Linked DNA regions of Homo sapiens: region 2 is linked to region 1. A link is a loop called in an ENCODE intact Hi-C map of the cell type or tissue named here. Cell type or tissue: heart right ventricle. All regions are shown on one strand. Each heading gives the region's core, and the rest is flanking DNA. Links, peaks and the distances in the headings are about the cores only.

Evidence for each region. Hi-C counts contacts between places; a loop is a spot of excess contacts. Peaks named below come from ENCODE experiments on the same cell type or tissue, not always from the same donor. Only the 100,000 strongest peaks of a DNase experiment are listed, where the experiment ranks them.
Region 2: a loop joins it to region 1, with 2.6 times the contacts of the local background. A loop is called at or near these places in 30 of 110 quality-filtered maps.

Annotation. Positions count from the first base shown.
Region 1 is chr3:193,556,863-193,573,758 of GRCh38, reverse strand. It overlaps a transcript of ATP13A4 not described here. Among named protein-coding and RNA genes, the nearest start is that of ATP13A4, 10 kb to the right of the region's middle. In heart right ventricle, for the core only: a CTCF peak has its summit at 9,544 (motif pointing right); a DNase peak (open chromatin) is centred at 12,741.
Region 2 is chr3:193,181,465-193,198,360 of GRCh38, reverse strand. No RefSeq gene overlaps it. Among named protein-coding and RNA genes, the nearest start is that of PLAAT1, 51 kb to the left of the region's middle. In heart right ventricle, for the core only: a CTCF peak has its summit at 7,712 (motif pointing left); no DNase peak of the experiment used is centred there.

The sequences.
Region 1 (16,896 bases), core at 5,950-13,949:
TGAATGATATAAGAGCTGGGATTTGATAAAATTCCACAGCTGAGCTAGGAGAGATTTGGTAAGTGTGACTGGATTTGGGTGCTGCTGTAAATCTCAGAGATGATCTCACACCTTGTGGAATGCTAGAAGTCCTAGAGTGGTGGGGATGGGAACCTCGAGTGGAGAAAAACTATACTGTGATTCCTGGGGAAACCTGAGAAGGCAGGGAAGGAGGTTCACAGAGGAGCCCCTCATGCCAGCCTGTTGCAGCGGCAGTGAGAAGAAATGGGCAAGGCCACACTCCCAATTGCCTGTGGCCCAGGAGCCTTGGGAAGGTGCTCCAGAGAGTCATTTGTCACCAGATGGTGAAGGGCTGAGATAAGGCTGAGATAAAAGTCCTGGTGGGACCACAGATGTGTGTCTCAGATGCTGCTAGCATAGTAGATACAAATTATATATATATATATATATGTATATATATATATATGTGTATATATATATATGTATATATATATATATGGCTGTGGTATTCGTTAAAGTTCATCTGTGGTATTCCTTAAAGTTTTATATATTAATCTGTGGTATTTCTTAAAGTTTTGGTCACACTGTTTAGAGTTTTGCTAAACATTATATCATGAACATTTAAACCATGTCGGTGATCTCGGCTCACTGCAAGCTCCACCTCCCAGACTCAAACCATCCTCCCACCTCAGCCCTTACTCCCCTCCCCCCAACCCCTGCCCCCCACCCCGAGTAACTGGGACCACAGGTGTGCACACCATGCCCAGCTAATTTTTGTAATTTTTTTTTTTTTTGTAAAGAAGGTGTTTCACCATATTGCGCAGGTTGGTCTCGAACTCCTGAGCTCAAGTGATCTGCCCAGTTCAGCCTCCCAAAGTGCTAGAATTACAGGCGTGAGTCACACTGCACCTGGCCTATACACATTTGTAAGGCTTCCTATTCACATGTCAAACTGCCCTCCTGCCCTTTACATTCCCATCAGCTGGTTCCATCACGTGCATGTACTAACGTCTTCAGGGACCACTCAGCGGTGCATAGTTTCTGGGTATATGAACAAACTGGAGTACGATTCTAGTAGATCAGAGGCTCTGAGAATGTCTCCACTCTTGTCCAGACCTTGAAACATCAAGTGACTGAAGCTTGCAGGCTGTCCTTTGCCACTAAACGCAGATTGAATGTTAAGACACTAGGGGGCAGAGGCGTCCCACTAAACCGAGGATGTTCTGTTCGTTTTTTAAACCTAAACTGGTTCATACCATCCATCTAGATCCAAATTCGCACATTGCTATCATGGAGTATTCAATTATTTTAACAAATTAATAAACAAAGGCAAGACTGCTGTAAGTTTAAAATAGGTAGTTCTCAATTACTGTAACAAACATTCTATTCCCACTGCTTTTTTAAAACCTGAACTTTTTATATTACAATAGTTTTAGAGTTACAGAAAAATTATGAAGATAGGATAGAGAGTTCCCATATACCCCAAACAAAGTCAGTTTCCCCTATTTTTTTAGACAGGGTCTTATTGTGTCCCCCAGATTGGAGTGCAGTGGCATGATCTCGGCTCACTGCAACCTCTGCCTCTGGAGCTCAGGCAATCCTCCCACTTTAGCCTCCCGAGTAGCTGGGACTACAGGCATGTGTTGCCTGGCTATTATTATTATTTTGTATGTTTTGTAGAGGCGGGGTTTTGCCATGTTGCTGAGGCTGGTCTTGAACTCCTGGCCCAAGCCATCTGCCTGCTTGGGCGGCTTCCTGTTTTGTTAACATCTTACATTAGTATGGTGCATTTATTACAACAAGTAAACCAAGACTGATGTGTTAGTATTAACTAAAGTCTAAAGTCCATAACTCAGTTTTCTTTAGTTTTACCTAACGTCCTTTTTATTATTATTATTATTTTATTTCACAGGCCTAATGTCCTTTTCATGTACCAGGATTCCATTCAAGATACCACATTAGATTGATGCGTTATGTCTCCTTAGGCTCACCTAGACCATGACATTTCCTCAGATTCTCCTTGTTTGTGCCGACCTTGACAGCTTTGAGGGGTATTACGTGTTTTATAAAATGCCCTTCAATTGGGGTTTGTCTGATGTTTTTCTCATGGATAGACAGGAGTTGTAGGTTTTTGGGAGGAAGACTGTAAGAGGTAAAGTGCCATGCTTATCACACCATGTTGTCAGCATGACATATCAATTTTGAAATTAACCTTCATCACCTGACTGAGCAATATTTGGTAGGTTTCTCCACTGTAAAGTTACTTCCTCCTCACCCCTCATACTGTACACTGTGGAAGGAAGTCACTACCAGCAGCCAATGTTAAGGAGTGAATAGTTATGTAGCCCTTTCTGAGGAGCCCTGTGTGCATAAGTTATCTGGAATTCTGTACGGAAGATTTATCTATTCTCCCCATTTATTTATTCAATTGTTTATTTGTATCTCTCTTTGAACTCATGGATATTTCTTTTTTTTTTTTTGAGACAAGGTCTTGCTTTGTCACCCAGGCTGGAGTGCAGTAACGCAATCTCGGCTCACTGGCAACCTCCACCTCCCAGGTTCAAACAATTCTCCTGCCTCAGCCTCTTGAATAGGTGGGATCACAGGCCCACGCCACCATGCCCGGCTAATTTTTGTATTTTTAGTAGAGACGGGGTTTTGCCATGTTGGCCAGGCTGGTTTCGAACTCCTGACCTCAGTTGACCCACCCGCCTTGGCTTCCCAAAGTGCTGGGATTACAGGCATGAGCTACCACACCTGGCCAGATACTTATTTTCTACTTTGCTTTTACAACCATGTCTGGCCAAATTTTACACCCCTTTAATAATAATAATAGCTACCAATTATTGGGAATTTATATATACACTGTGCTAAGCATTGTATATATGTCATCTCATTTAATATTAGCAACCATCCTCATGGGAGATATTATTATCCTTTGGTCCCATATGATGAGCCTGAAGCTTGTAGAGATAAATAATTTCCCCTGACCACACAACTGGTACACAGGATGCAAGCTCTGGTCTGTGAGAATTCAGAGCCTGTGGGTTTCACCGCTATGACACTGCCTCCCTGCTTTACTCAAGAATAGGATATGCTAAGAGGCTGAGTTTAATTGTATGAGGAAAAAATAAAGATAAAGACTGTGGTGGTATTAGGCCTCTATTCCAGTCCTTTATCCTTCCCTTCTGTTCACTGTCACCCTGATAGTTTCCCCTTCTGATTTGTCAATGATAAAATAAAAAATTCAATAAAAATGCATTGAGATTTTGCTAGTATATAATTTATAATTAGCATGTCATACATGGTTCTAATGATAAATAATTAAGAAATAAAATACTTTTCCTGACAAGAAATAACCTATAAATCATGTTAAGACATAGGAAAACAACAATTTAGGCATATATTATGTGGCTTACTAAGCAAACATATTTTTTTGAGACAGAGTCTCAATCTATTGCCCAGGCTTGAGTGCAGTGGTGCAATTACACAATCACAGCTCACTGCAGCCTCGACCTCCTGGGCTCAAGCAATCCTCCCAGCTCAGTCTCCTGAGTAGCCGGAATTACAGGTGTGTGCCACCACGCCTGGCTAATTTTTAATTTTTTTGTTTTGTTTTGTTTTAGATAGAAGGTCTTGCTTTGTTGCCCAGGCTTTTCTCAGACTCCTGGGCTCAAGTGATCCTCCTGCCTCAGCCTCCCAAAGTGCTGGGATTACAGGCATGAGCCACCGCACCCTGCTGGCAAAGCATATTTGTATGCGTAATTTTTAAAAAATAAACTCTCCATTTTTGAATAGTTTTAGGTTTATTGAAAGATTGTGATGATAGCATAGAGAGTTCTCATATACCCCGCACCCGATTTCCCTCATTGTTAATATCTTACATTAATATGGTTTATTTATCACAATTAAGTAACCAGTACTGGCTGGGTGAAGTGGTTCATACCTGTAATCCCAGCACTTTGGGAGCCTGCGGTGGGAGGATTGCTTGAGCTCAGGAGTTCAAGACCAGCTTGGAAACGTAGCAAGACCCTGTCAGCACACACACAAAATTTTTTTTTTAATTAGCTGAGCGTGGTGGCGTGCATCTGTCGTTCCAGTTACTTGGGAGGCTGAGATGGGAGGACTGCTTGAGCCCGGGAGGTTGAGGATGCAGTGAGCTATTGTTGCCTGGGTGACAGAGCGAGACCCTCTCTCAAAACAAAAAACAAAAAACAAAAACAAAAACAACAACAAAAAAACCAAACCAAAACAAAAACCCAATACTGCTATGTTGCTATTAACTAGAGTTGATAATTTATTCAAAATTCCTTAGTTTTTATCTGATGCTTTTTATCCTGTCCAGGATCTCACCCAGGATACTAAGTTGCATTTAGTTGTCATTTCTCCTTAGGCTCATCTTGGCTGTGACAGTTTCTCAAACTTCTTTTGTTTTTGATGACCTTGTCAATTTTAAGGACTACTAGACTGGTATTTTGTACCACGTCCCTTTATTGGGATTTGTCGAACATTTTTCTCACTATTAGACTAGAATTCTGGGCTTTTGGGAAGAAGTGCACAGAGGCAAAATGCCATTCCTATCACATTATATTAAGGATAACACACTCTCAGCATGACTTGCCACTGTGGATGTTGACCTTGATCACCTGGCTGGCTGACATAGTGTCAGTCAAATCTCTCCACTGTAAAGCTTCTCTTTTCCTTCTTTTCTATACTATACTCTTTAGAAGGAAATCACTATGAATAGCCCACAGTTAGCAAGCGTGTAGTATCTACATAAATTGTTTGAATTCTTCTGCATGAGAGATTTATCTCTTCTCGCCCATTTGTTTATTTATTCTATAACTTATTTGTATCAGTGTGGATTCACAAATATTTATTTTATACTTTGGGTTATAAAACAATACTGATATTATTTTGTTGCTCAAATGGTTCCAACTTTGGCCATTGGGAGCTCCTTCAGTTTCTCTTGTACCCATTTGACCCATCCTCATTAATTTTTTTAAGCACTTTTTTATGTTCTGGCACTACAAGAGGCTCATCTTGTATATTTGTGTCCCCAGTCCTAGATTCAGCCATTTTTCCAAGGAGCTTTTGTTCCTTTTATTGGAGAATGGCATTAGAAACAAAGATCTGGGTGCTAGGTTTATGTATACTCATGTTATCATTTATGAACAATTTTTATTCTTTCAACAGTCCTTAAAGTTATTAGTCCTATTTTGTAGGTGAACAACCTTCACAGCCTCGCACATGCTCTCCTAGCCCATTCTAGAGCCTGGCTTTAAGTCCAGGTTATGGGAGGCTACAAATCCATGCTCCTTTCAATGTGCCTAGAAATAATGGCTAAAGTGGAAGAGAAGTGTCTGTTTTTTACTGCAATTAGATGAAAGCTTTTGCATTTAGTTCCATTTTTTTCCCCTAGAGAAAGTGGCAGCTTTTTTCCTGGAATCAACTGTTTGCCAAAGTTCTTTGGTAGTTAAAAGAAAGTGGTGGTGCTTGGCTGGGCACGGTGGCTCATGCCTGTAATCCCAGCACTTTGGGAGTCTGAGGCAGGCAGATCACCTGAGGTCAGGAGTTTGAGACCAGCCTGGCCAACATGGTGAAAACCCGTCTCTACTAAAAATACAAAAAATTAGCCGGGTGTGGTGGCATGTGCCTGTAATCCCAGCTACTCAGGAGGCTGAGGCAGGAGAATCGCTTGAACCCGGGAGACGGAGGTTGCAGTGAGCCGAGACTGCGCCATTGCACTCCAGTCTGGGCAATAAGAGTGAAACTCCGTCTAAAAAAAAAAGAAAAGAAAAGAAAAGAAAGAAAGTGGTGGTGCTTCAGGTGGCTGTGTTTTACCAAAGGCACAACCATGCAGGTCTATTCTGGCTCACGGGTCAGAAGAAGGGGAGTCTGTTTGGAGGCACCTCCAGGCAGGCTTTAAACAGAACCAGGGACAATTAGATTTGGGAGAGACAGGGGCTGGTGGGGAGGAAAGAAACCAAGGATATCACTGAGATAAAAAATCCTGGAAGAAGAAAACATCCTGGTGGAGAAGAGAAAACCTAACACATGGTAGCTAAACTTCCATTTCTAAGGACAGTGCAGGGAGTTTGGTGGGTCCTTAATGAGGATTCATTTCTTGGCACCAAGTGACCATAGGTTGCTTTATTTGCATATTTTCTGTAAATTGGAGGAAATTTAAACTCTCTTACATTTCTGGGTCCTCTTCTTTGGAAATAATATTAATTCGTATCCATGGACTGCATCGGAGAGATTGTGATGCTCTTGAGGATGAGCAGGACACTTGGGCTCTAGCAGAAATTAAGCAGAACTTAACTACATGATGCTATAGCAAAATATATTTTTAATACATTTACTTTTTCTGATTATAACATTAAAGCATGTTTATTGTGGAAAACTGAATGACAGAGACAGGGGAATAAAGTAAAGAATTCTCCCTCAGAGATATTCACTGTCAGGGTTTTGTCGTATCTCTGTCTCTTTGTTTTCTTTTTTGGTTTATGCATCCATGGATAATATCAGGCTCATTTTTTATATAAAAATATGCATATCTTGTTTTTCATTTAATATTTAATTATCATTTTCAAATATTAAACATTCCTGAATATTCTGATATTTAATGGTTGCATAATATTCTATTATATGGACATAATTCAATTTGAACAATGCTGTGATAAATTTTTGTACCCAATTTGAATAAATCTGAGATGATTCACAAGAGAATTCTAAAAGTGGGATAAAGTGGTAATAACGAAAGTATCTGTTTTATAGAGTTGAAGATAGGAAAATAAGATGAGTTAACAACAGTGTTTGGTTCATGGCAAACATTCATGTTAGGTATGATTATTATACATATAATCTCTTTGATAAATATTAACAGATAATCTTCCAGAAAACTTGTTTTCATTTTTAACATATGTGTGCCATCAAATATTTTAGTAGTAACTGAAAATATTGTTAACCACAACATTAGGCTTTGTGGGTGACATTTGGGGTCAGAGACAGGGCCTTGACCAAAAGGACTGAAGATGTTAGCAAGAGACCTTCCAAAAAGTAAGTGAAAGGGGTGAGGAATGTAGTGGAAAGGAATGGTGAGGCAACTGTTACCACTGGATCTAATGGAAGTGTGACCAGGGCTCATGCTCCAATAGTGTGTGTATGAGTTTGTGTTTGCGTATATGTGTGATGTTTTAGGGATAGAGGGAAAGGGGTGCCAGGCTCTTGTGATGCCTAACATGTTCCAGGGGTTGAGAGGCCCCAGCAAAGAAGGTTCCGGGCTGCATACCCAGGAGCAGTCACAGATTCTTGAGGACAGAATATAGGGCCAATAGGTCACTGGTACACTGAGTAAGGAGGCAGGCCAGCTGCTGCTTGGACATATGAAATGTTCAGATCTGGGGAAGGTATAAGCTGGAGACCATCTGTTCTATCATAGGGGCTAAAAAGATCAAAGCAAAGAAAAACCTGGAGATCCAAATTTAAGGATAATTACTGAGGTATTAAATTCAATACGGGAAAGTGGAATTTAGGGAGGTAGCAAAAAGAGTAGGTTAGGAGAACAAGGGCAGGTCCATTACCCCAGGAGAACCATTGTCTAAAATGTATCTGAATTATCTAGGGAGAAAGAAAGCCCTTTGGCCTTCTCCTGGCAGTAGCCGCACAGGTTCGTGAGTTGAGGACTTGGGCACTGCATTCTATATCTATCAATTTTACCTACTACCTCTCATGATGCTCATGATAGTCTCATGGCCTGGCATTAATGGAGCACTTAACTCTGTGCTGAGCAGAAACAAGCAATATCACAATAATAAACAATATCACAAGAGTAGGACAATAATATCAGTTCCATTAAACAGATTAGTCAACTGAGGCTCAGAGCAGTGGAATGGTGCGTTCAACATCACATAGTGAGATAGCAAGAAACAGGAAATGAATATGTTTCTCACGACCTGTTTTTAAATACTTAACCACTTAATAGTGTTTGGTCTGCAAGCCCCCTGGCTGTCAGATTCCAGCAGATTGCTGGCTGGGGAAGGAGCTCTCTGCAGGGGAACTGAGAGCAGGGACATGAGGAAAGCAGGGACATCTCATGGCTAGACTGGGACCACTGGGTGGAAATAGGACCTGTCAATCTCAAAATCTCCTTCTAATGCCAAGATTACCTGGCTCTCATTTTCTCTTAATTGAGTAGCAGAGGTTGCCCCAAGTTAGACAGTGAGGTTGCCAGAGGTTGATTGTGAATCTCTCTCCTTCCAGTACTCTTTGATGTCCTTTCAAAGGGTCCAGAAATTCATGACCCCAATTCTCTGCTCCTATGCCCAGTAGCCTTATATTAAACTACTCCTTCCAATTTTGAGAGCACCAAAGAAAAAGTACCCCAAAATAACAGTAATTGTTTGCCTAACAGTAAATGATTGCCACACATTGATTCCCTGCTAAGCACTTTATATGCATTATTTCACCTAACTTCATATTGACTCCAGGAGATCTATTAAAGGTTAAATAATTTGTTCTAGATCAGCAGTCCTCAACCCATTTGGTACAAGGAACCAGTTTCATGGAAGACAAATTTTCCATGGACTGTTGGAGTCGGGGGCGGTGGTTTCAGGATGATTCAAACTCATTAACATTTATTGTGCACGGTATTTCTATTATTATTACATTGTAATATATAATGAAATAATTCTACAACTCAACATAATGTAGAATCAGTGGGAGCCCTGAGCTTGTTTACCTGCAACTAGACAGTGCCATCTGGGAGTGACGGGAAACAGTGACAGTTCATCAGGCATTGGAGTCTCATAAGGAACATGCAACCTAGATCCTTCTCATGTGCAGTTCACAGTAGGGTTTGTGCTCCTATGAGAATCTAATGTTGCCGCTGCTCTGACAGGTGGTGGAGCTCAGGGGGTAATGTGAGTGATGGGGAGTGGCTGTAAATACAGATGAAACTTTGCTGGCTCACCTGCTGCTCACCTCCTGCAATACCTGTCCAAGGCCTAGGGGTCGGGGATCCCTGTTCTAGATCACACTGATAGTAAGTGGCTAAGCAATAATTAGAGCCCAAACTATCTGACATTATAGCTCATACTCTTTTCTACTTTATTGAAGTTGAAATAAAATCAACTGCACATATCCAAAGTATAAAATATGTCATGGTGTATCTGTGAAACCATCACCACAGTCAAGATGACTGCAGCCTTTACTCTTAACTACTAGGCACCAGTTTCCACCTGTTAATCCTAGTTCTTACCCTGGAATCACCAGATTAGTGTCAATCCCACCTTACATGATAAACAGTCAGATACTTGATGATGACCAACCTGTACTTCCTAAATCTCCTGTTCCTTGAGATAAACATCTTCATAAGTTCCTGCAAATGCATTTCATAGGACACAGTTGAATTTCTCTTAACAGCTTGCTTACCCTCATTTAGGGATTTTGCCCAGATCATGAATATTTGCATGGTTTTCCAGTCTGCCAAATGCCATGCAGCTTTTGCCACAAGGCATATAGGCTGGAAGCAGGCCTGTAGATGGCAGCCACAAGTGCTTCTAGCAAGGCCCAGCTAGGCAGGTAGACCAGGGTGGCAAGGCCTCTGGGTTAGCCAGGCCTTTTCTGAATGCTCTTGTTCTGATAGGCTGATACTCTTCGAGCAATCCTTCAGTAAACCAGGCATAATCTTTCTTATTCTAAAAATAAGAAAGATGAATATAATGCTGTTTAATTGTGTTTTTCTCCATTTTATATTTTTTTAGGGAAGAAAACATTTCTCAAGTACTGTTCAACTTCTAATACTAATTTAGAAGTGTTAGAAGGTAACTTTTCTGGCTCTCATTTTCTCTCTTTTGAACAGCAGGGGTTGCCCCAAGTTAGACAGTGAGGTTGCCAGAGGTTGGTTGTAAATCTCTCTCCTTCCAGTGCTCTTTGATATTAGCACGTCATACATTGTTCAGATGATAAATAATTAAGAAATAAAATATTTTTCCTAACAAGAAATAGTCTATAAATAATCTTAAAGAAATAAAATAAGAAAACAACATTTTAGGTATATATTCGGTGGTTTACAAAGCAAACTTTTTTTTTGAGACACTCTCAGTCTATTGCCCAGGCTGGAGTGCAGTGGCGCAATTACACAATCACAGCTGACTGCAGCCTTGACCTTGCAAGCTCAAGTAATCCTCCCAGCTCAGCCTTCTGAGTAGCCAGGATTACAGGCATGTGCCACCTCACCTGGCTAAAGTGGATGAAATCAGTATGTGTTGATCATTTACTGTTAAGCAGTGATTGATATTTGTGGGTACTTTGGTTTCTGTGGACTTCTTAACATTGGAATGAGTAGTTAGTAAAAGGATACTAGGCCTAGGAGTGGAGATTTGGGTCCCTGAGTTTCTGGCTTTCATTTTCTCTCATTTTGGCAGGTAGATTAGGCTGGTGAGATCTGTGGGTTAGCCAGGCCTTCTCTGCATTCCCTTGTCCTGATGGGCTGACACTCTTCAAGCAATCCTTCAGTAAACCAGGTATAATCTTTCCTGTTCTTAAACAAGAAAGATTAATATAAAGCTGTTCAATTGTGTTTTTCCCCATTTCATATTTTTTTGGGAAGAAAAAAATTCTCAAGTACCGTTCAACTTCTAACACTATTTTTTCCCTAAAAAATGTCTTATAATTTGTCTGACACGAGACTGGGCATGTATACAATCTTATTTGTTCTTCCAACAATACCGTATCATGGAGTAACGGGATTATATCTCATTTCAAAGATGAAAACATTGAAGCTTAGGATAATTTAGCAACTTGCCAAATTTTTCATGGCTGTCACATGATAGAGCCATAATACAACCACTATGATTTTTTAATTTTTATTGTTATTTTTATTTGAGATGGAGTCTCACTCTGTCACCAGGCTGGAGTTCAGTGGCACCATCTCAGCTCACTGCAACCTCTGCCTTCTGGGTTCAAGTGATCCTCCTGCCTCAGCCTCCCGAGTAGCTGGGAGTACAGGTGTCTGCCACCACACCCGGCTAATTTTTTGTATTTTTAGTAGAGATGGGGTTTCATCGTGTTAGCCAGGATAGTCTTGAACTCCTGACCTCATCATCTGCACACCTCGACCTCCCAAAGTGCTGGGATTACAGGCTTGAGCCACTGCACCCAGCTGACCAGTATGATTCTATATTTGAAATTGGTTTCACTGTATCTAGGGCCTGGGAGGCAAATGGCAAGGAGAACAGGGAACAGTGGCTAAAATCCCTAGTCTATGGACTCTTTTGTTTAAATATCCACCTATATATTACATCGCACACACAGATATTTCCCATTTTTACAAAAATGCCTGATGAATGCATTTAATAATATAGTGCATTTAATCATATAATAATAGCATTCTATAACAACTTGCAGTTAATGTATCGTGGACATCTTGCTATGACAATAGATCTACTTTATTCTTTTATTTTCCTTTTTATTTTTAAAGTAGTATAAGTACAACATAACCCACACTCATCAAAATGTAGTTTTTTTTTGTTTGTTTGTTTCCACCCCAGGGATTCAGGTTTGCTAGGTCTGGGTTTGGTAGCTCTCCGGGACCAGAGTATGTGGGGTCCAGGAGAGCTTCCAGGGTGACTGACACACACCACTGGTGAGGAACTACTGCTATTCTCTGCCATGTACTCTGGGGTCAATGAGATATGAACAAACAGAGCAACCAACAAAGCTTGCAGCTAGCCAACAGCAAAGCTCCCTGGTGCCAGAGAAAGGCTGGATGAAAGGAGGAGAGGATTGGACTCCATTTCCCGCGGAGGGAGAAGTACAGTGATGATCCCATGGTAGACATAGGTAGTCCGGTTGCGTGTTTCATAGGGGTGTGTAAAAAAGAGGCATGTGAAAAGACAGTGACAGCCCCCAAAGACCTCCATTGGGACAGAGATTAGATTGGAAGCTGGGGGGCTTATTTTAAAGTTACATTTGCATGGTAAGCACAGTTTTATTAAGATTGCTTATTTGAAGTGCTTTGGCAGGGTTGATGGACTGTGGGAGAGCTGAGAAACCTCAGAGATCCCCTCTGATGCCACACTAACTGGGAGAGGGTCTGAGTACTAGGAGGTGCATTAGTTCTATCTTATTACTTTCCTTTTTCCATTAGTAAATAACATTTCCCATTACCAGTTTGCTTAGGACACTGAACGACATGTACAGTACACAAATAAGAGCTCTGAATTTCTTTTGTCATTAATTTCAGTTTCACCCCTCTCTCAAAATATCATTGATTGATCCACTTGAGAGTCTCCTCCCTTTTGTGGAGCATCTTACTTGCTGATGAAAGAGGTAACCAGCATAAATAATCCTAAGTGGACTTTTGGAAGAATGGCAAGCAGAGAGGCCCAGTGGAGCCCCAGCCTTGCCGCTTTCTTCATCTGCACCAGGAACCTGTTCTTGATTTTCCCCAGGGGCCTCAGCCCAGTTCCTGGGTCATCCCAGGCCCACAGCAAGGGCACTGAATCCAGCCCAGCGTTGCTCTCTGCAGCTCAGCACCCAGCCACACTCTTGGTTAGTCTGCCCAGAGGCAGTGCCCTGATTCTGTTAATTGGGCTCTTGCCTCATTCCCAAGCCTGAGGTCCCCTGTGGGTACTACTGTTCCTAAGTTCCTGCCTGGCAGCCTGTCTTGAGCCCCAGATTTTTCCTAGGAGTGAAGAAGCCTTTCCCATGCCAGGCTCCCACTCGGAATTGGAACGCTGCCTCAGGCCCGAGGTTTCTGATTGGAGCTTAGCCACTAGAGGACAGACTCCATGGAGCCAGCTTCCTGTCTGGATTTCCAAGTATCACCTGCCCCATGGCTGGACTCTAACTGCTTGTTGGGAACATTTCTGCTTCTGTCTTATGGCCTTTCTCTCTTTCCCCCTTGGCCAACTGCTCCCCTGAGCTGTAAGCAGAAATTGCTGTGAGCTTCAATTGCCTGGTAGATTAAATTTCCTTTGCAAGCACCTGCAGTGTCATCAGCTCCCCAAGCACAGATTTTCACCCCAGTGGGTGGGCCCAATGCTATGTCCTAAGCCCTCTGGATCATGCCTAAGTAATGGGATGTGCTGTACAATTCAGTGATATGGCCATGGCTTTACACAATTGGTGGGTTCTGGAAAAGTTCTATTGAAATCTATGCTTGGCAAATGAAGTCCTCGTAAATATTCTAGAGATACTGTTTCAAAGTATCCTATTCTAATCCCTTTACAAAAAGTGAGTAGCAGCCGGGCATGGTGGCTGACACCTGTCATCCCAGCACTTTGGGAGACAGAGGTGGGTGGATGGCTTTTGCTCAGGGTTCAAGACCAGCCTGGGCAACATGTTTTTTGTCTTTACAAAAAACAAGAACAAAAATTAGTTGGGCATGGTGGCTCTTGCCTGTAGTCCCAACTGCTTGAGAGGCTGAGGTGGCAGGATCCCTTGGGCCTATGAGATTGAGGGTGCAGTGAACCATGATTGCACCTCTGCACTCCAGTCTGGGTGACAGAGCGAGACCCTGTCTCAAAAAAAAAAAAGTGAGTAGCAATATGATGTTGTGTGAAGTATATCATATATAAGACTTGAGAGTTTTAGCTTTCGCAGATTGTGATCTTGGACAAATCGTTACACAGTCATCCAGTAACTTTTTTCTCACCGAAGAAACAATGAAAGTAACTTAGTAATTTCTAAGGCCCAGTCTAATAGTCTCTGATTGTTAATAATAGCACCATAACTTGTATTGTTTTGTATATTCAAATTTTTAGGTTAAAAGTTCTCAAAATTAAGTACACTGACATGAAGCTTCTGCCTGGGGACCATCTCTTTTGGATTTTGTTTTTATAGGTTGTCCTTAATGACCTGGAATTGTTATAACAGCTGTCAACTGAGGTAAGCTTCACAGAAGGGGAGCTGCCTTACCTCCAGAGAGCAGCTTTTAATTTCCTATTTTTGGAAATAACAGAAAGCAAAGAGGACTCTTCTGAAAGGGAAACAACAGGCCACCCCAAGGCACTGGGAGAACAGACCTGGTGCTGAACGGGGATATTTGAGAGCAAGTCCTCTGAGAAGCAGAGACAGCATCAGCCTGCTCTTTTCTTCTGTAATTAATGGGGAGTCCCTGGATCTTTGTATTAGACCCTTTAATCTAAGGGTTGCTAAATGTTTTACAAACATTAATTAATTCAATTAGACTTTGCACCACCACCTTGAGGCAGGTAATTCCTCTTTGGGATATGGCATCTTTGCTTGCTACCACAGACTATTTTAGAGCAGATTAGGATAATTAATACTAAAGGTAAAGCCTTGAGTTTAGATAAAGTTCTATAACTAAAGGTCTCAAGTACTTTACAAATAGCAGATTTGTGTAATGAGGGCTGAGGAGGAAGACTGAGTCAGCTTATTGCCAGTGATGACAAGGCAGAGATATTGCACTTGTTTCAGGTTCCTCTCCATGGTAAAGACACATGACCTTGAACAGCTCTTTGTGACCTCTTTATGACTCAGTTCCTACAGCTTTCAAATGGGAGCAATGATACTACTCACCTCCCTACTTCACAGAGATGTTGCAAAAAACAATATTTGTAATATGCTGTGAGTTCTCAGATGAAAGATGGAAATTAACATATAATGAAACATTATTACCATTTATCATCACAAAACCTAAATGGGCCAGACAAGTGAAGCATCAGCATCCCCACGGCCCTGGCAGAGAAACCGGTCCTGCCATTATTTCCATTGGACATCTATTCTAGACAATCACAGAGGTTGAGAACTGCTCAGAACAACAGGCATGCTCCTAAGATAATCAAAAGCAAACCGAGATGCCAGATCAGCAGAGGTAGCTAAGTATTTGTCCTTTTTATTTTCCGTTCCCATTCTTATTTGGGAGAGAGTATTTGAGAAAAAATGAGTTCAGGGAGAGAATCAGAGAATGAACGAAGGTACTTTTCCTTTTGGACATTCCTCTCAATTCTGAGATATCAATATATGTGTATAATTTGTAGCCCCCAGAATGGGCTGTGTGCGAGCCCTCATCTGTGCTTTTGCTCTCTGTCTCCTTTGTTAATAATGCTTTCCTTTCCCACCTGTATTTATCTAGACAAGCATAAAACTCCTATCCTTGTGAGGGTTTCCTGGCCTAACTCCCTACTTGAAGTTCCTCTGTCACTCTTGTGTAATTAGCATATTATGTGGAATTTATATTTTGGTGTTGGTCTTGTTTCTTAATGGACTTAACTTTTCTGGGGCATAATTTATTAAATCTCTATTCTTCATCTATTACAGATCTGGGCATACTGAAGTTAATCAAACTAGTGCTAAGTGAATGAGTGAATGGAATCCTTCAGGAAAATGTCAAGATTAGAATTCAGACCACACCAAATCCTCATCTGCCATTCTTACTACGCCACATCACAACCCGTGAGGCACGTAGAGTATAGAATAGAAATATTGAACAGGCACAATTAAGGAAAGGGAGGGTGAATTCAAGAATAACTTTTCAAACAATGTTCCTAAGAGAAATAGAAGACTTAACTTAGAAGGTTCAAGAAAACTGTCTACATAAATACAGTATTGCATAGAAGGACTGAGTCGCTTTGGACCTGATTCCTATAATATGAGAGCACAGGCTGATCAGGAACAGTAGGGATATTTATGGAGTTCAGTTTGCCTTCCATGTTATTGTCACTCTGTGCACTAAGCTCAGACTCAGACCTGGCATTCAGGACCTCCATGCATGGCGTTGGTCCATATTTCCCTGCCACATGTCACTCCCCTCTTCTTCCTTCATGCAGCCCATGCTGCAGTGAGGCTGATGGGCTTGCTCTGAACATGACCATGTGTTTCTTCCTCTGATGATTCCCTTGCTTCAAATGCTCTTTCCTGCGGCCTTACTCTTTGTCCGAGCCTCAGCATCTCCACCTGTTGAAGCATTTTTGGCTCTTTCCAAGGCCTTTCTCAAAATGCTTCCTTCACAAAGAGGCTTTTCTGGTCATATAAATGCAAACCTCTTTGCAGAGCACTTTGGATGTGCCAAATAAATGTGTAGAAGAGGTATTAGTCCAGTAACTAGGATCACGGATTGGGAGAGCTGCATTGCCTAGGTCCGAATACTCATTCTGTCACTTACTAATGGTTTGAATGTAGGCAAATTACTTAATGTCTGCACCTGTGTTTCCTTGTCTGTCAAATAAGAATGACCAGAATAGTATCAACCACAGAGGCTTTTGTCAGGATTGTGTGCAACAGTGAGTGTAAACTGTTTAGAATTGTGCCTCATATGTGGAAGTGTTCTGTAAATGTTCTCTTTGCTTTCCCACACAACCTAGCCCTGTTTCTGGTTATGGTTATGTTTGTAGACCAAAATCACTAAATGAGGGTGAGTGCTGTCCATAAGCAGTGTTGCCATCGATAAAATCTAGATGTTTTACCAATAGAACTCCCAAGGAACCTGAGGAAACTCTCTCACTACTGGAGTCCTCAGCTCTATTGAACCAGGTTTGTGGAAAATAATTTTCCATGGACATCTGATTTTTATAAAAGCTTTTAATGTTCTTAAGGACTTACATATTTTCCTGTTCAAGTTTAGCTTAAATATTGTAGCAGCATGACCTGATTTATTTGATGGGGTAAGTTTGTGTACAGTTTCTCCTCTAGCTGTTAATCAGTTACACACTCATCTCAATCCCACAACGGTGCAAGAGTTGCCAAGTGCATTCAGGAACCCAGCCAAAAGGAAACTGCAAATATTGCCAGTGATAAACAGGAGAATGAATTACTTCTTTCTCACCTGCCCAGGAGCACTGATATAGTTTCACCACGTCACATACTAACACTCCTCAACCTCCATCAGTTGAGATGAAATTTGGAATATGCTTGTTTTATATTTTT
Region 2 (16,896 bases), core at 4,468-12,467, 370 kb after region 1:
AATTAACTCAAGATGGATTAAAGATTTAAACATAAGACCTAAAACCATACAAACCCTAGAAGAAAACCTAGGCAATACCATTCAGGACATAGACATTGGCAAAGACTTCATGACTAAAACACCAAAAGCAATGGCAACAACAGCCAAAATTGACAAATGGGATCTAATTAAACTAAAGAGCTTCTGCACAGCAAAAGAAACTGTCATCAGAGTGAACAGACAACCTACAGAATGGGAGAAAATTTTTGCAATCTATCCACCAGACAAAGGGCTAATATCCAGAATCTAAGAAGAACTTAAACAAATTTACAAGAAAAAAAAACAACCCCATCAAAAAGTAGGCAAAGGATATGAACAGACCCTTCTCAAAGAAGACATTTATGTGGCCAAAAAGCATACGAAAAAAAGCTCATCATCACTGGACATTAGAGAAATGTAAATCAAAACCACAATGAGATACCATCTCATGCCAGTTAGAATGTCTATCTCTAATAAAAAGTCAGGAAACAACAGATGCTGGAGAGGATGTGGAGGAATAGGAACCCTTTTACACTGTTGGTGGGAGTGTAAATCAGTTCAACCATTGTGGAAGACAGTGTGGCAATTCCTCAAGGATCTAGAACCAGAAATACCATTTGACCCAGCAAGCCCATTACTGGGTATATACCCAAAGGATTATAAATCATGCTACTATAAAGACATGCACACGTATGTTTATTGCAGCACTGTTCACCATAGCAAAGACTTGGAACCAACACAAATGCCCATCAATGATAGACTGGAAAAAGAAAATGTGGCACGTATACACCATGGAATACTATGCAGCCATAAAAAAGAATGAGTTCATGTCCTTTGCAGGGACATGGATGAAGCTGGAAACCATCATTCTCAGCAAACTAACACAGGAATATAAAACCAAACACCACATATTCTCACTCATAAGTGGGAGTTGAACAATGAGAACACATGGACACAGGGAAGGTAACATCACACACCAGGGCCTGTTGGGGGGTGAGGGCCTAGGGGAGGGATAGCATTAGGAGAAATACTTAATGTAGATGACGGGTTGATGGGTGCAGCAAACCACCATGGCACGTGTACACCTATGTAACAAACGTGCATGTTCTGCACATGTATCCCAGAACTTAAAGTATAAAAAAAATTATGTGAAAATACTAAAAAGAGATGCATCTTATATTCTTGCACACATGTAAAAGAGACTTGGATCAAAGTACTGGAAACAGTAATAAAAAGAAAATATAATTTACCATACAAAAGGACATTTCAGGTGTGTGTGAGAATCTCTGGCCAAACCAGGCAGGGTCAGAGCTTTGCACCTTGGGGTGCCCTAGTGCTTTGGTGGTGGCATCACCCTCCCTCACAGATATCTTGGCAAGCTATCCAGGAGTACTGGCCAGTTTCTTTCATTTGTTTATTCATTGCTTCATTCAACAAATATTTGCAAAGTTCCTACCATGTGCCAGGCTCTCTGCTAGGTTTGAAATACAATTGTGAAACCGAAGGATCCATGCTATCATGGAGCTTATATCTTAGTACTGGAAGTAGCCCAAACTAGAGGATAATAGAATGTAACTGTAATCGTTCTAATACTTAATTTGGATGTGCCAGGTAGTAAGTGCTTTACTCATCACCATCCTAAGGTTAAGATTATTATTCTCACCTATATTGTTTTTATTAGATTTGTTATCCTCATTTTACAGAGGAAGAAATTGAAATTCAGAGGAATTAAGTAACTTATCCCAAATCAGTATTGGCCCCTATAATGGTTAATATTCAGTGTCAACTGGATTAGATTGAAAGATGCAATATATTGTTCCTGGATGTGTCTGTGAGGGTGCTGACAAAAGAGATTAACATTTGAGTCAGTGGACTGGGAGAGGCAGACCCACCCTCAATCTGGGTGGGCACCATCTCATCAGCTGCCAGCACCACTAGAATAAAGCAGGCAGAAGAAGGAAGAGCAGACTTGCTGAGTCTTCCAGTCTTCACCTTTCTCCCATGTGGGATGCTTCTGCCCTTGAACATCAGACTCCAAGTTCTTCAGATTTCGGATTCTTGGACGTGCCAGGGGCTCTCAGGCCTTAGACCACAGGCTGAAGGCTGTAGTGTCAGCTTCCCTACTTTTGAGGTTTTGGGACTCAGACTGACTTCCTTACTCCTCAGCTTGCAGACAGCCTATTGTGGGACTTCACCTTGTGATTGTGTGAGTCAGCACTCCTTAATAAATTCCCCTTTAATAGACATCTATCCTATTAGTTCCATCCCTCTAGGGAACCCTGACTAATACAGCACCAAATCATATAGTTAGTAAGTGCCGTCTTTGCTAAAGTCCGTGGGCTTAGTTACTGTGCTCTTGAAGTTTCCAAAATGAGAAAGCTGAAACCAATCACCCAACAAGGGGAAAACACATCTCTGCCTCCCCTTCTAAGGCTGAGGCTTAAGTGGATAAGGCCTGGAAGAAATGATAGTTGGGTTCCGTCTAAGCCCCATATATAAAGGGGGACATCAGTTCTCTGAATCTTGCTCATGAGTTTTTCTGAATCACTTGCCCTGAACTACCTCATGTTCCACTTTCCAATCCATTCCTCACCTTCCATTTAAGTCTCAAGTTGCCCCTCAGGCCTGGCCTTTCTGCTGTGTCTCTACCTGTAAGCCCCAGCTTGGTCTGGACCACCTTCTGGAGCTACTCTCCAGAGCTCTAGATGAATGATTGCTTACGGTAGCACAGCTACAGGAGCTACACCCCACAATTCTCCAGGTTCACCTGGCCCCCAGGCAGGAGAACGCAGGCATCCCTATGAGTATCCATACATATCACTTATACAGCTGGATATAGTACAGGTGCATTTGAGGCTCCCAGGAAAACAAAGGCTTTGATCGTTTTATTCTTCTCTTCTGCTAAAATCTAAACCAATAATTCAATTAAAGATAATGTAAAGCTGTATCAGAAAATCCTTTTTCACTTTGTGCTGAGCTTGGCTCATGGAGAAGTAACATAGCAAGTGGATTTTTCTTTCTCTGCCTTTGTTAGCAACTGAAATCAGAGTGACTTAATTTTTTTTCTTCTAGTTTCATTTAGAGATTTAAACACCTTTTGTTCTGGTTCTCTGCAAAATTCCATTGTATCTTTGGGGAAAAATCTCTCTCCCACCTTGTAATCTTCTGCTATCAGTAAGAAGCAAAGTCAGAATAAAGTTTCAGGAGAAAAGTCATCAACTTTGTTGCTTGACAAGAACTAAAATGTGGGGTTTTGACAGATGACAAATTCATTGTGATTACAGGAATTATTTAAGTCTTGAAGGCCAAACTTGAAGAGTAAGATATTTTCTGTTTACAGGTGTAAAGTTAAAATGAAACTACAAATTGCTTGACAGCTGTATTTTCCATTGTTTTTTAGGACACTTCTCTCCTACTTTCAACCAGAGAGGCAGTGTTTTATAGACATGATATTCTTATCACTGTTTAGTCCATGTAGTGTTATTAAACAAGGTTTGTGGAATATAAGAGCTAAAAAGAAACTCTAAAATTATCTAGTTTAAAGAATTCATTTTCCTGTTAGAGCAATTGAGGTCCAGAGAGAGGAGCTGCTTGGCAGAGGTAACTGAAGAAATACATTGTGCCTGGGTCTTTGAATGTCACTCAGTCAGGCATCCTCATGTCTGCTACCTCTCTGCTGTTGCTATGCAATTCCTAGACATGGCAGTGAGGAGACACCTCCCAATCAGCTGTACCCAGAGCTTTGTGTGAGTGTGCTGGAGGAGGAGGATTGCTCTGTAAAACGACTTGAAATAATTTAATTATTAATGGTAAAGAAGAGATCCAGCTGCTGCAGCCGCTGCTGCTGCTGTTAAAAGCTCATCATTCTCACATCTTCAGTGACACCTCATTTAACAAACAGCATGAGAAGCTGACAACTTCACAGAATGAAAAACGCTGACTTTATTTTATCCTACCTAAAAAATGTCTTTTTCTTTGGGGAAAAAATGTCAAAATGAAATACATGTTTTCATAGTGTAAAAGTGCACTTCTCCCTGTAAAACTCTCCTGTTATTCCATGATATACAAAATGTTTACAGGGCTCAACTGCAAACTCACCATTGGGAACATATGTATATACACTCAGAAATCTTCATATGTGTCTCGAGAACTTCCTGGAATGATTTTGAGTGGAGGAGTATTAGAGAGAAGAAGAAGAAGCAAAGCTTATTTTCCATCTAAAAATTAATTTAAAAGGTGGTTGTAACTATGTTTGCTTTTTAATTAGGCATATAAATTTTTAATAAAATTAATAAATAGCATCCACAGAGCACCATTTCCCAAAAAAGTAATACATTTTCTATTACTCCCACAAGACAATCTATTAAAAATGGATTCTGTGGTCGAATGAATTTGAAAAATGCAGATAATATAGTCCCTTGAAAATTTACAACCCATATCAGCTTTTTATGGCACTGAGGTGTCCTGCTGTCAAGAAAAATGCATTTGTTTTATAACAGAGCCAGTTTACTTTTTAACAGAACACACTTCTGAAAACAATGCCATGATAATACTTTTTAAAAGGTCAATATGAAATATCTTTAAAATTATGAATACACTGAAAACAGTGGAATAAAAGCAAGAAAACTAATCTTGGGTTTCTGGTATTGACAGGTGTAGATTCATGCTTAAAAAAATATAAGAATGGTCATAATAAATGAAGTAGCTGTGTTTAGATGTCGGACATCAGACATATTACTAAAAGAAGAAAAATGCATTAAGTGAGGCCTGGGTTGATTGGCCTTTAGCCTGGGGCACTGCTTGGTAGGCTGAAGGGAAGTGGGGCTCAAGCAGATCAGCTTCAGCAGAGGAACAGAGGTCAGAGTCTGGGGGTGCTGAGCCAGCTGGGGTTTGGGGAGCATGATCTTTGAAAGGAGGAGTGCACAGAGCAGGTGCTTGGAAATCTACATAGAGGTCCTCTGGTCTTGGGCCAAATACAATGTCAGGTATGCACAGGAGAGACTCAGTGAGACCTGGCAGAAGAGAGCTTCTGGATTGTCACATATGTAACCAAGTGAAAGCCTCAAGAGAAGGTCTGAAGGTCCCACAGTGTGCCGGGAGCCATCAAACTCGGACCATCCAGACTCAGAAGACCTTGCTGAACGGGTAGACCTTCTACCAAGACCCCCAAAAGACTCTAGCCTTAGACTAAGGGCTCCACTGGACCCTACCTAACAAAGCTTACAATCAAGCTTCAGAGGGATCCAGCCTATCTGCCAGCAAATTACTGCCGGCCATAATAAAAATTCACATTTCTTGCAGGAAGAAAAATATTCAGACTCTCAAGAGTTGGAGCATTTCAAATATCCACAATGCAATTTTAAAATTACTGGATATTTATCTTAAGAAAATAAGCCAAAAGATATGACCTTATAGCTATGCTTCTTCCTCCTCCAACGCTCTTCAACTCCCGAGCCTGCTGTTTGACCACCACTGATATGTCCTTCTAGTTTCACATCTTTTCTCCCTTTTCCTTGCATATGACATGAAGCGCCACTAAAGGTGGGTGGCCATGAGTCAATAGGAGCAGACCCTGAGATGACCTGGAATTAGCAGGTGAGTGCTTAAAATAGCTCTTATACATATTTATAGATTGAAAAGGAAAGATGGACATAATGAGTGAACAAGTTCTCAAACTAAAACATACGGTACCTGAAATAAAAACAAAACCTCAGTAAGCTTGCAAATACATGTCATTCCTTTTAATACTTTAAAAACATCTAGTTATTAATTACTTCCAATAATAAAGTGTTCAATTTTAGGTTTAGATTCTGTACTTAAATTTTACAGATTCTGGAGATGTAAAAGAAACCTCAGAGCAGTTAAAAAAAACTTATAATCTGTGACTGAAAAAGACATGGAAATCATATCTAGATATAACAATTAGAACTTGGCTGTTAATGGCAAGTTATAAGTGATTCATTGGCTGGTTTAACTGTGGGGAGTCAAAAAGAATAGTTTCCTTAGTGAGACGCAATGAAAGAAAATATTCAAAACTAAAATATGAAGCAAAAGCAAGTCATAGACAAATATGGTCACCCACATAAGAGGACTTTTATATAATTTTATCCTCAGTCAAAACTGGTTCTTCACATTTTTAAGAGACATTTGCCTCTTTTGATTTTATCTTTTTTTATTATGCTGCAAGTCAGCATGACAGAGCACCAACTTTTGCTGAATATCTTCTGTCAGAAGTCCTCTAAGATCCTTTGGATCTTGGGTCAGAAAAGTCAATTGGCATTGCTTAATGGTGCGTTGGGGGGTATAAATAAGAGCTATATCCTATAACCTGTGGATTCTCATTGCAGGAACAAAGTTGTCTCTGTTCCTTAACACAGTGAGAAGACAAGGAGAGAGCAGAGCTGTAGTCCATCGGAAGTGGAATGTAATGTGTCTTATCACTGACATGGGTTACAATCACCAGCACATGGTAATAATGAAAAGTAGATCAACTTCTGGTTGGTTTTAAAATTCTCTGTAAGGGTTACTTCCATTGCCTCCTCCCCTCCCAACATACACCACCACCTCAACATTTTGCTAGTTACCTTTATTGGCCATCCTGTCTTCATTTACTTGGGCATTAAAATCGTCAGTTGGAATAATGCTCTTACACTCTGTGCTCTAGAGCAGATTTCATTAAGCGACTGAGTTTATCCCAGGAGCTTTAATTGCGTCTTATATGGACCTATTTTTAATTGTCCTCAACAGACAAAATGTTCTTATGCATAGATTCTAAGGATGATATAGAAAAATCTGGTAAATTTAATAATGTTACATTTATATAGCAACTACATAATTTTTTTAGATTCAAATTTCATTTTAAACTCTTAGTGCTGTTGTATCCTTATAGATATAGACAGATGTTATTATTTTCATTTGACACATGATGAAATGCTGTATCATTTGAATGTCTATTCTAGTTAATTATCCCATTTAATAAGAGACTATTGAGGAAGATATATTGTAAATTTAGATATTTATCTTTAATATTCCCATTTAACCAATAGGAAAGCCAAAGCTTGGGTATGTTAACTAACATTTTAGATCAAGGTGCAACTTGTTGCCTTAGGACAGGAAGTTGAGCTCTATACCAAGATGCAAGGCTTCATAACCAAGCCTGGGAGTGTCTCTTGCATGGATGAAGACTCTGGCCCACCATGAGGATTCAGGCTCGTGGCAGCAGTGGGAAGGTAGGAAGATGTGACCTGGAGGAAAGTTTGTTCTTTCCAGCCCAGGAAAATAGAAGTAGAAGAAAGGTGTCAGGGCAGAGAAGTTGTTGGGGGCTGTGAGAAGGCCCAGTGTCCTGACTTCTCAGCTCTGGGCTTCAGGCTGCAGAGAAGGAGGTGTTTTAGATAAGCTATGGTGGAGCCAAGAGCAGAGCAAACACAGCTTGATTCCCATTTCATGCTATGAAAAGAATTCTCCTGCTGGACTGAATTCCCCATACCAACCATATCAGAATAAATTTGTCAACACAATTAGATAGAAAGAGGACTTGAAATTTAGTTTTCCTAAGCATCTCCAAGTCCTCATTTAGAATACAGCACCTTATTTCTACCTAAAATCTAAGCACTTTGAACTGATCTGAAGAATGAAGCCCTTAGCCTCATGGGGCCAGGGGCTCATATAGACATACACTTATACTGCCTCCTAGTGGGAGGTCTCAGAAATCACTGACTTGAGATGCAGATGGCTTGCCACAGAGCCCTATAGCAATGGAAGAGGAAACCCCACAGTAGAGGCTGGGGCTAAACTGCTTGTGTCAGGGTGCCACACAGAGGACATGGCAGAGACTCAAGGGTCTAAAATGCTACTGAGAATATTTCTGTGGAGGCAGCCAGGGAGCATCACCAGGCTGTGATCAACCCAAGAGAGAGAGAGATCAGATGACAGTACACAGCCCCAACCAGTGAGAACAGACAATTCCTCAGAGACCAGAAGAACCAGCAGATGGTACAAGGAAGTAAAGTAAATCTGATCATTCTCCTGCCTTTCTCAAAATCGTGGTGTTGCATAAGCCTCTTCCTTCAGAAGGGAGGGTCAAGCAGAGGATTTTCGCTTAAACTAGAACATTATCTGAAGCAACTCTTTAAATCATTGCATTGGAGTAGGATTTTTTAAATCTTTAAATAATCTCAAACTTACAGAAGAACTGCAAATACAGTAAAAAAACTGCACTCCCTCAGAACCATTTGTGACTAACTTGCTGAAATGATACATCTTAAGACCAAAATAAATCAAAGCATCATATTTCAAAAAAAAAACAAGAAAATTATCCTCTATGACTACACTACAAATATTAAAATCAGGGAATCAATACTGATAAATTGCCATCATTTCATCCTCAGACTCCATTCCAACTTCAGGAATTGTCACAATAACATCCTTTATAGCAAAAGGATGCAGTTCTGAATTGCACGATGCATGTCTCCTTATTTCTATCTGGAACATTTTCATGGCCTTGACTTTTTTGAAGATTAAAGGCTACTTTGTAGAATATCCCTCAGTTTAGGTTTTCTGATGTTCCCTTACAATGAGATCTAGATTATTTACCTCTAGCAAGAATATCCCAGAAGTGATGCTGTGTATTTCTCATAGCATCTGATCAGGTGGCGTATGATTTTCAGCTTGTTCCATTACTGATAATGTTCACTTTGATTGCTCCATTAAAGTCTGCCTTATCCATGGTAAGGTTACTCTTTTTCCCTTTTTAATTAACAGGTATTTTGTGGAGAGGTACTTTGAAACTATTTAAATACCCTACTCTTTCCATACTTTTAGTTTATTTATAAATTGACTCATATTTTCCTGTGTTTATTGGGTTATAATTCTTTCCTGTCCTCATGTATTTTGATGCTCTGTGTCCTTTTGATATGCCCCTTTCATTTTTCAAGCTCTTCCTTAGCTTTCTGGCAAATGGATGCTCCAGGCTCTGATCTACCTTGCTCAACTCCACCTAATGACTTCAGGACTGAATTGTTCAGGAAGGGAAGAGAAGGGAAGAGGAAGAGCTGACAAAGTTAATTTCTACCCTCCTTACCTCCCCATCCAATGTATGAGACTTCAAAGGAAACCAAAGTGCTTATCCTCTGCTATTACGGATGGTAGTGTAAGGAAATTTAAAACCTTGCTAAATCTATGTTACCAGGGAGAAGTGTTAGGAGACCTGTGTTCGCAGCTCATAGACTTTGTCGGTTCCCTGGGTTGGTTACTTGTGTTCACGTTTTGTTCACCCGTCTATAGTGCTTAGCAACAAATCTGTGAAACAGCAGTAACATGAATCTGTTTTAGGATCTTCAACAATGGAAGAAGTGGTGAAATTTTAATACTATTCTAAAGTGAGTTCAAGGATTGGGCACAAGAGAGAAGGTACACTGGTAAATAAGCCCAAATCTCTGGAGTCTGAGAAAATGTAAAAAATCAAGAACACCAAAACTTGTCCAGGACCCAAAGGAGACCTGATGGCTTAAGAAGCAGAGGACAGCTCCTTGCCAGCAGCACGGCACAGCTTCTCCCAGGGTAGAGGACAGCTCCTTGCCAGTAGCATGGCACAGCTTCTCCCAGGATTCACAGTGTTCCTGGAGATTATGGGCCAGGTGACAAAACTAGCAGTTCTACACCCTCAAAGCGGCCGCTTTTTCGTAGAAAAATACAACCTGGGTATGATAAATTTTTAACAATGTTTTCTCTCTGGGAAATGGTGTTTTGAACGATATTCATTTTCTAGGCTTTTACATTTCTGATATGTTGGGGTACTTTACAAAATACATATGTTTTGTAACCAGAAAAATTACAGATGTAAGAAATAAAAAGTTAAATAATGAATAGGGTGCAAAGCGGTTTCATTAAAATATCGCATTTAGTTTTTTCTAAGGTATAGTGTTACATTTAGTAAAATGTACACATCTTAAATGTATAACTGGGTAGATTTTTACATACGTGTACATTCCAGTAGCCACCATTTGGATCAAGATAGAGAATATTTCTGTCATACAAGAGAGGTTTTTTTGCACCTCTTCCTAGCCAATCCCCAATCAAGGTACCACTCTTCTGACTTGTATCACATAGGTTATGTTCAGGAAGCAGGTCCCAGCTCTGCTCTGACCCTTAATGTACAGTGCCAACCTACACAAGTGCCTGGTCATCTGTGTGTCTCAGGAAATGGACTCAAAGACCTTCATGAACACTTTCCATTGTACTGTTCCACAAAAAATACGATAAGTAGGGCATTTTCTCCACGGGTCATTAGTAATTGAGCAGAAAGATTATCTGCCAACTTCCATACCTGACTCCATCTACTGAGCCACAGGGCTTTTGTGAAAATTAGTTCCTGAAGCTGAATCAAATAGTTAACTCAAATGTGAAGGTGATGCTTAATTTTGAAATATTAGGTTAATGCTTCACTCATTCACTTATTCTACCAAAACTTTTTATTTTTACTATTTATGATTTGCCCAACATTTGTTTGGCAGGAAAAAGGCTTCTCCGGGGAGGCAATGATAGTCACAGTGGTGCCTGCTCCTCAGTCTAGTGGAAGAATGTAAACACAGGCCCAGGTGCATGTAATGGAGGAAAGAAATTATCAAGGTCACAAGAGAGAAACAGATACAGTTCCAAGAGGGGAGAAAACTCCCTTTCAGCTGGAACATTAGCTCAGGCTTCATGGAAGGGAAAGGTGGCGTGACTGAAGAGCTAGACCTTGAATGATAAGCAGTAGTTGGATGCAGAGAAATGGAGTTTATTAAAAAAAAGTGCTCTTCTTTCATAAGGGTGACATACTTCAACTACAGAGCTTGCATAGGGAATTCTTTCTTCCAGCAAGATTAATGGTTTTGTGCTGAGGTCGCCACAGATTCTACCTGATTTATATTTGCCAGTCTGAAGGCCATGATTAGGGAAATTTTTTTGTGTAACAGATTGACGTCAATGAATCTTTCATATGTTATACGAAGAAATTAAGACATATAGAGAAAATTTCATGTTCACAGGGCAGCTGTATATGAGTGATTCTGGTCAGAACCCTCAAGGCTATTCTGTGTACTCTGTGTACACCGGAAGGGCTCTGAAGTTTTCTGGTTGGGCTGAGGAGTAGATGTCTGTCCCAGTGCCACGGGATTTTCTTTTCTGGAGGAAGATAGTACATCATAAATGTTGTCTTTTTCTTGTACTGCTGGTGTGAGTGCTTCTTTATTGATTTGACATTTGTATTATTGACTCTGAAAACATTGAGTGGCCCGAGACCTCACTTCACTGATTTCTGTGTCGAAAAACATCCAGAGATCTTCAGATTTGAGCTCTCTTGGGGTGCTCCTCTGTGCTGTCACTGTACATGAAAAAATCTTTTCATGAAGGAAGTGAACCAAGAACCATATGCCTGGGTTCTCAAAAGAAAGTCGGGAAAGGGAAAGTCATAGTTATTGATTTTCTTAGAGCTATTTATTCTTTTTTAATAATATATTTAAAAAAATTTTACCCACAATTTGAACTACATTATCATAACATTTTATTGCATATTATATTTTTCCTATTAGAAAAAAAAATTTTTCTTTTGAATAAACAGATATTAAGCTCCACTTACATGCTAGGAGCTGATATTCTATGGAAATGCAGAAGAAAGAAGATCATAGTTTCTCAGCATCATGTATCATAATTCACAACACTCTATGTACAGGTAGTTTTCTAGGTGCTAGGGAGGGAGACGGGGCTTCAGAGGTGATCTCTTACAACCCTCCATTTTTGGGATGTAGAAATTACAGCTAAGAGATGTTATGTAATTTAATCAAGGTCTTGTGGCTAATATATTTCACAACTAGGACATGACTTTCTTTCCTAGATTAGTAGGCTCTTCATGATCAAAAATGTTCTTTTCATAGGAATAAAAGCAAATCTGTTCAATGTTTTCCTGAATTTGACATATTTTGATAGGCTATGAACTGTTGGCTAGGGAACTTGAGTAATCCCTTCTCAATGAAACAGTATAATTCCACTGGAACCATCAGATTTTTCTTGCCAAAGTGTGTTCACAAAGCCAGTTTGCATAGTTTGGAGTGGGAAAGTCATATAGCCAAGGGAGAATATATATTGATGAGAGAAAGACATTTTGCTGCAGGATTTAATATGTAAGAATTCATTTATAACAGGTAAAAACTAAAAGGACCAGAATACGATTTGTTTCTAAAAGGGACAGTTGCTATCCATAGTATTATAGTGACTATCCAAGCTACCTATGTAACTAGAGTCAGAAATAATTTCAGGCTAGCAAGTATATTATTTTCTTATCCTAGCCTCCATCAATTGAAATATGACTGCTACTATTACTCATGCTCTCTTTACCTCTACTTTCCCCTGTTTGGATCTAACTTGAACAAAAACACACAGCCCTCCTTTTTCATACACCAATCTACATAAGCACAGAACCACAGATTACTTTTTTTTTTAATAAGTTCTAGGGTACATGTGCACAACATGCAGGTTTGTTGCATCGGTATGCATGTCCCATGTTGGTTTGCTACACTCATCAACTCATCATTTACATTAGGTATTTCTCCTAATGCTATCCCTCCCCAGCCCCCCACCCCACAACAGGCCCCGGTGTGTGTTGTTCCCCCCCCGTGTCCAAATGTTCTTGTTGTTGAACTCCCACCTATGAGTGAGAACATGTGGTGTTTGGTTTTCTGCACTGGTGATAGTTTGCTGAGAATGATGGTTTCCAGCTTCATCCATGTCCCTGCAAAGGACATGAACTCATCCTTTTTTATGGCTGCACAGTATATGTGTGTATATGTGCCATGGTGTATATGTGCCAAATTTTCTTAATCCAGTCTATCATTGACGGACATTAGGGTTGGTTCCAAGTCTTTGCTATTGTGAATAGTGCCACAATAAACAAACATACATGTGCATGTGTCTTTATAGTAGCATGATATATAATCCTTTGGGTATATACCCAGTAATGGGATTGCTAGGTCAAATGGTATTTTTTTTTTTTTTTTTTTTTGAGACAGAGTCTCACTCTGTCACCCAGGCTGGAGTGCAGTGGCGCAATCTCGGCTCACTGAAAGCTCTGCCTCCCGGGTTCACGCCATTCCCCTGCCTCAGCCTCCAGAGTAGCTGGGACTACAGGCACCTGCCACCTCGCCCGGCTAATTTTTTGTGTTTTTAGTAGAGGTGGGGTTTCACCGTGTTAGCCAGGATGGTCTCAATCTCCTGACCTCGTGAACCACCCACCTCGGACTCCCAAAATGCTGGGATTACAGGCGTGAGCCACCGCGCCCGGCCTCAAATGGTATTTCTATTTCTAGATCATTGAAGAATCGCCACACTGTCTTCCACAATTGTTGAACTGATTTACACTCCCACCAACAGTTTAAAAGTGGTCCTATTTCTCCGCATCCACTCCAGCATCTGTTGTTTCCCGACTTTTTAATGATCGCCATTCTAACTAGCGTGAGATGGTATCTCATTGTGGTTTTGATTTGCATTTCTCTGATAACCACTGATGATGAGCATTTTTTCATATGTCTGTTGGCTGCATAAATGTCTTCTGTTGAGAAGTGTCTGTTCATATCCTTTGCTCACTTTTTGATGGGGTTGTCTTTTTCTTGTAAATCTGTTTAAGTTCTTTGTAGATTCTGGATACCCTTTGTCAGATGGGTAGATTGCAAAAATTTTCTCCCATTCTGTAGGTTGCCTGTTCACTCTGATGGTAGTTTCTTTTGCTGTGCAGAAGCTCTTTAGTTTAATTAGATCCCATTTGTCTATTTTGGCTTTTGTTGCCATTGCTTTTGGTGTTTTAGTCATGAAGTACTTGTCCGTGCCTATGTCCTAAATGGTATTTCCTGGGTTTTCTTCTAGGGTTTTTATGGTTTTAGGTCTAACATTTAAGTCTTTAATCCATCTTGAATTAATTTTTGTATAAGGTGTAAGGAAAGGATCCAGTTTCAGCTTTCTACATATGGCTAGCCAGTTTTCCCAGCACCATTTATTAAATAGAGAATCCTTTCCCAATTGCTTGTTTTTGTCAGGTTTGTCAAAGATTAGATGGTTGTAGATGTGTGGTGTTATTTCTGAGGCCTCTGTTCTGTTTCATTGGTCTATATATCTGTTTTGGTACCAGTACCATGCTGTTTTGGTTACTGTAGCCTTGTAGTATAGTTTGAAGTCAGGTAGCGTGATGCCTCCAGCTTTGTTTTTTTTTTTTTTTGCTTAGGATTGTCTTGGCTATATGGGCTCTTTTTTGGTTCCATATGAACTTTAAAGTAGCTTTTTCCAATTCTGTGAAGAAAGTCATTGGTAGCTTGATGGGGATGGCATTGAATCTATAAATTACCTTGGACAGTATGGCCATTTTCATGATTTTTCCTATCCATGTGCATAAAATGGTCTTCCATTTATATGTGTCCTCTTTTATCTCATTGAGCAGTGGCTTGTAGTTCTCCTTGAGGACGTCCTTCATATCCCTTGTAAGTTGGATTCCCAGGTATTTTATTCTCTTTGTAGCAATTGTGAATGGGAGTTCACTCATCATTTGGCTCTCTGTTTGTCTGTTATTGGTGTATAGGAATGCTTGTGATTTTTGCACATTGATTTTGTATCTGAGACTTTGCTGAAGTTGCTTATCAGCTTAAGGAGATTTTCGGCTGAGACAATGGGGTTTTCTAAATATAATCACCTCATCTGCAAACACGGACAATTTGAGTTCCTCTTTTCCTAATTGAATACCCTTTATTTCTTTCTCTTGCCTGATTGCCCTGGCCAGAAGTTCCGATAATATGTTGAAAAGGAGTGATAAGAGAGGGCATCCTTGTCTTGTGCCAGTTTTCAAAGGGAATGCTTCCAGTTTTTGCCCATTCAGTATGATATTGGCTGTGGGTTTGTCATAAATAGCTCTTATTATTTTGAGATATGTTCCATCAACACCTAGTTTATTGAGAGTTTTTAGCATGAAGAGGTGTTGAATTTCATGGAAGGACTTTTCTGCATCTATTGAGATAATTATGTGGTTTTTGTCTTTGGTTCTGTTTATGTGATGGATTATGTTTATTGATGTGTGTATGTTGAACCAGCCTTGCATCCCAGGGATGAAGCCAACTTCATCATGGTGGATAAGCTTTTTGATGTGCTGCTGGATTTGGTATGCCAGTATTTTATTGAGGATTTTTGCATTGATGTTCACCGTGGATATTGGTCTAAACTTCTCTTTTTTTGTTGTGTCTCTGCCAGGCTTTGGTATCAGGATGATGTTGGCCTCATAAAATGAGTTAGGGAGGATTCTCTCTTTTTCTATAGATTGGAATAGTTTCAGAAGGAATAGTACCAGCTGCTGTTTGTACCTCTGGTAGATTCGGCTGTGAATCTGTCTGGTCCTGGACTTTTTTTGGTTGTTAGGCTATTAATTATTGCCTCAATTTCAGAGCCTGTTATTGGTCTATTCAGAGATTCAACTTCTTCCTGGTTTGTTCTTGGGAGGGTGTATGTGTCCAGGAATTTATCCATTTCTTCCAGATTTTCTAGTTTATTTGTATGGACCTGTTTATAGTATTCTCTGATGGTAGTTTGTATTTCTGTGGGATCAGTAGTGATATCCCCTTTATCATTTTTTATTGCATCTATTTGATTTTTCTCTCTTTTCTTCTTTAGTCTTGCTAGTGGTCTATCAATTTTGTTGATCTTTTCAAAAAAAACAGCTCCTGGATTCATTGATTTTTTGAAGGGTTTTTTGTGTCTCTGTCTCCTTGAGTTCTGCTCTGATCTTAGTTATTTCTTGCCTTCTGCTAGCTTTTGAATTTGTTTGCTCTTGCTTATCTAGTTCTTTTAATTGTGATGTTAGGGTGTCAATTTTAGATCTTTCCTGCTTTCTCTTGTGGGCATTTATGGTGCTATAAATTTCCCTCTACACACTGCTTTAAATGTGTCCCAGAGATTCTGGTATGTTGTGTCTTTGTTCTCACTGGTTTCAAAGAACATCTTTATTTCTGGCTTCATTTCGTTATTTACCCAGTAGTCATTCAGGAGCAGGTTGTTCAGTTTCCATGTAGTTCTGTGGTTTTGAGTGAATTTCTTAATCCTGAATTCTAATTTGATTGCACTGTGGTCCGAAAGACAGTTTGTTGTGGTTTCAGTTCTTTTACATTTGCTGAGGAGTGCTTTACTTCCAATTATGTGCTCAATTTTAAAACAAGTGTGATGTTGTGCTGAGAAGAATGTACATTCTGTTGATTTGGGATGGAGAGTTCTGTAGATGTCTATTAGGTCTGCTTGGTGCAGAGCTGAGTTCAAGTCCTGGATATCCTTGTTAACTTTCTGACTCATTGATCTGTCTAATATTGACAGTGGGGTGCTAAAGTCTCCCATTATTATTGTGTGGGAGTCTAAGTCTCTTTGTAGGTCTCTGAGGACTTGCTTTATAAATCTGGATGCTCCTGTATTGGGTGCATATATGTTTAGGATAGTTAGCTCTTCTTGTTGAATTTGATCCCTATACCATTATGTAATGGTCTTCTTCGTCTCTTTTGATCTTTGTTGGTTTAAAGTCTGTTTTATCAGAGACTAGGATTGCAACCCCTGCTTTTTTTTTCTTGCTTTCCATTTGCTTGGTAGATCTTCCTCCATCCCTTTATTTTGAGCCTATGTGTGTCTCTGCACGTGAGATGGGTCTCCTGAATACAGCACACTGATGCGTCTTGACTCTTTATCCAATTTGCCAGTCTGTGTCTTTTAATTGGGGCATTTAGCCCATTTACATTTAAGGTTAATATTGTTATGTGTGAATATGATCCCTTCATTATGATGTTAGCTAGCTATCTTGCCCGTTAGTTGATGCAGTTTCTTCCTAGCATC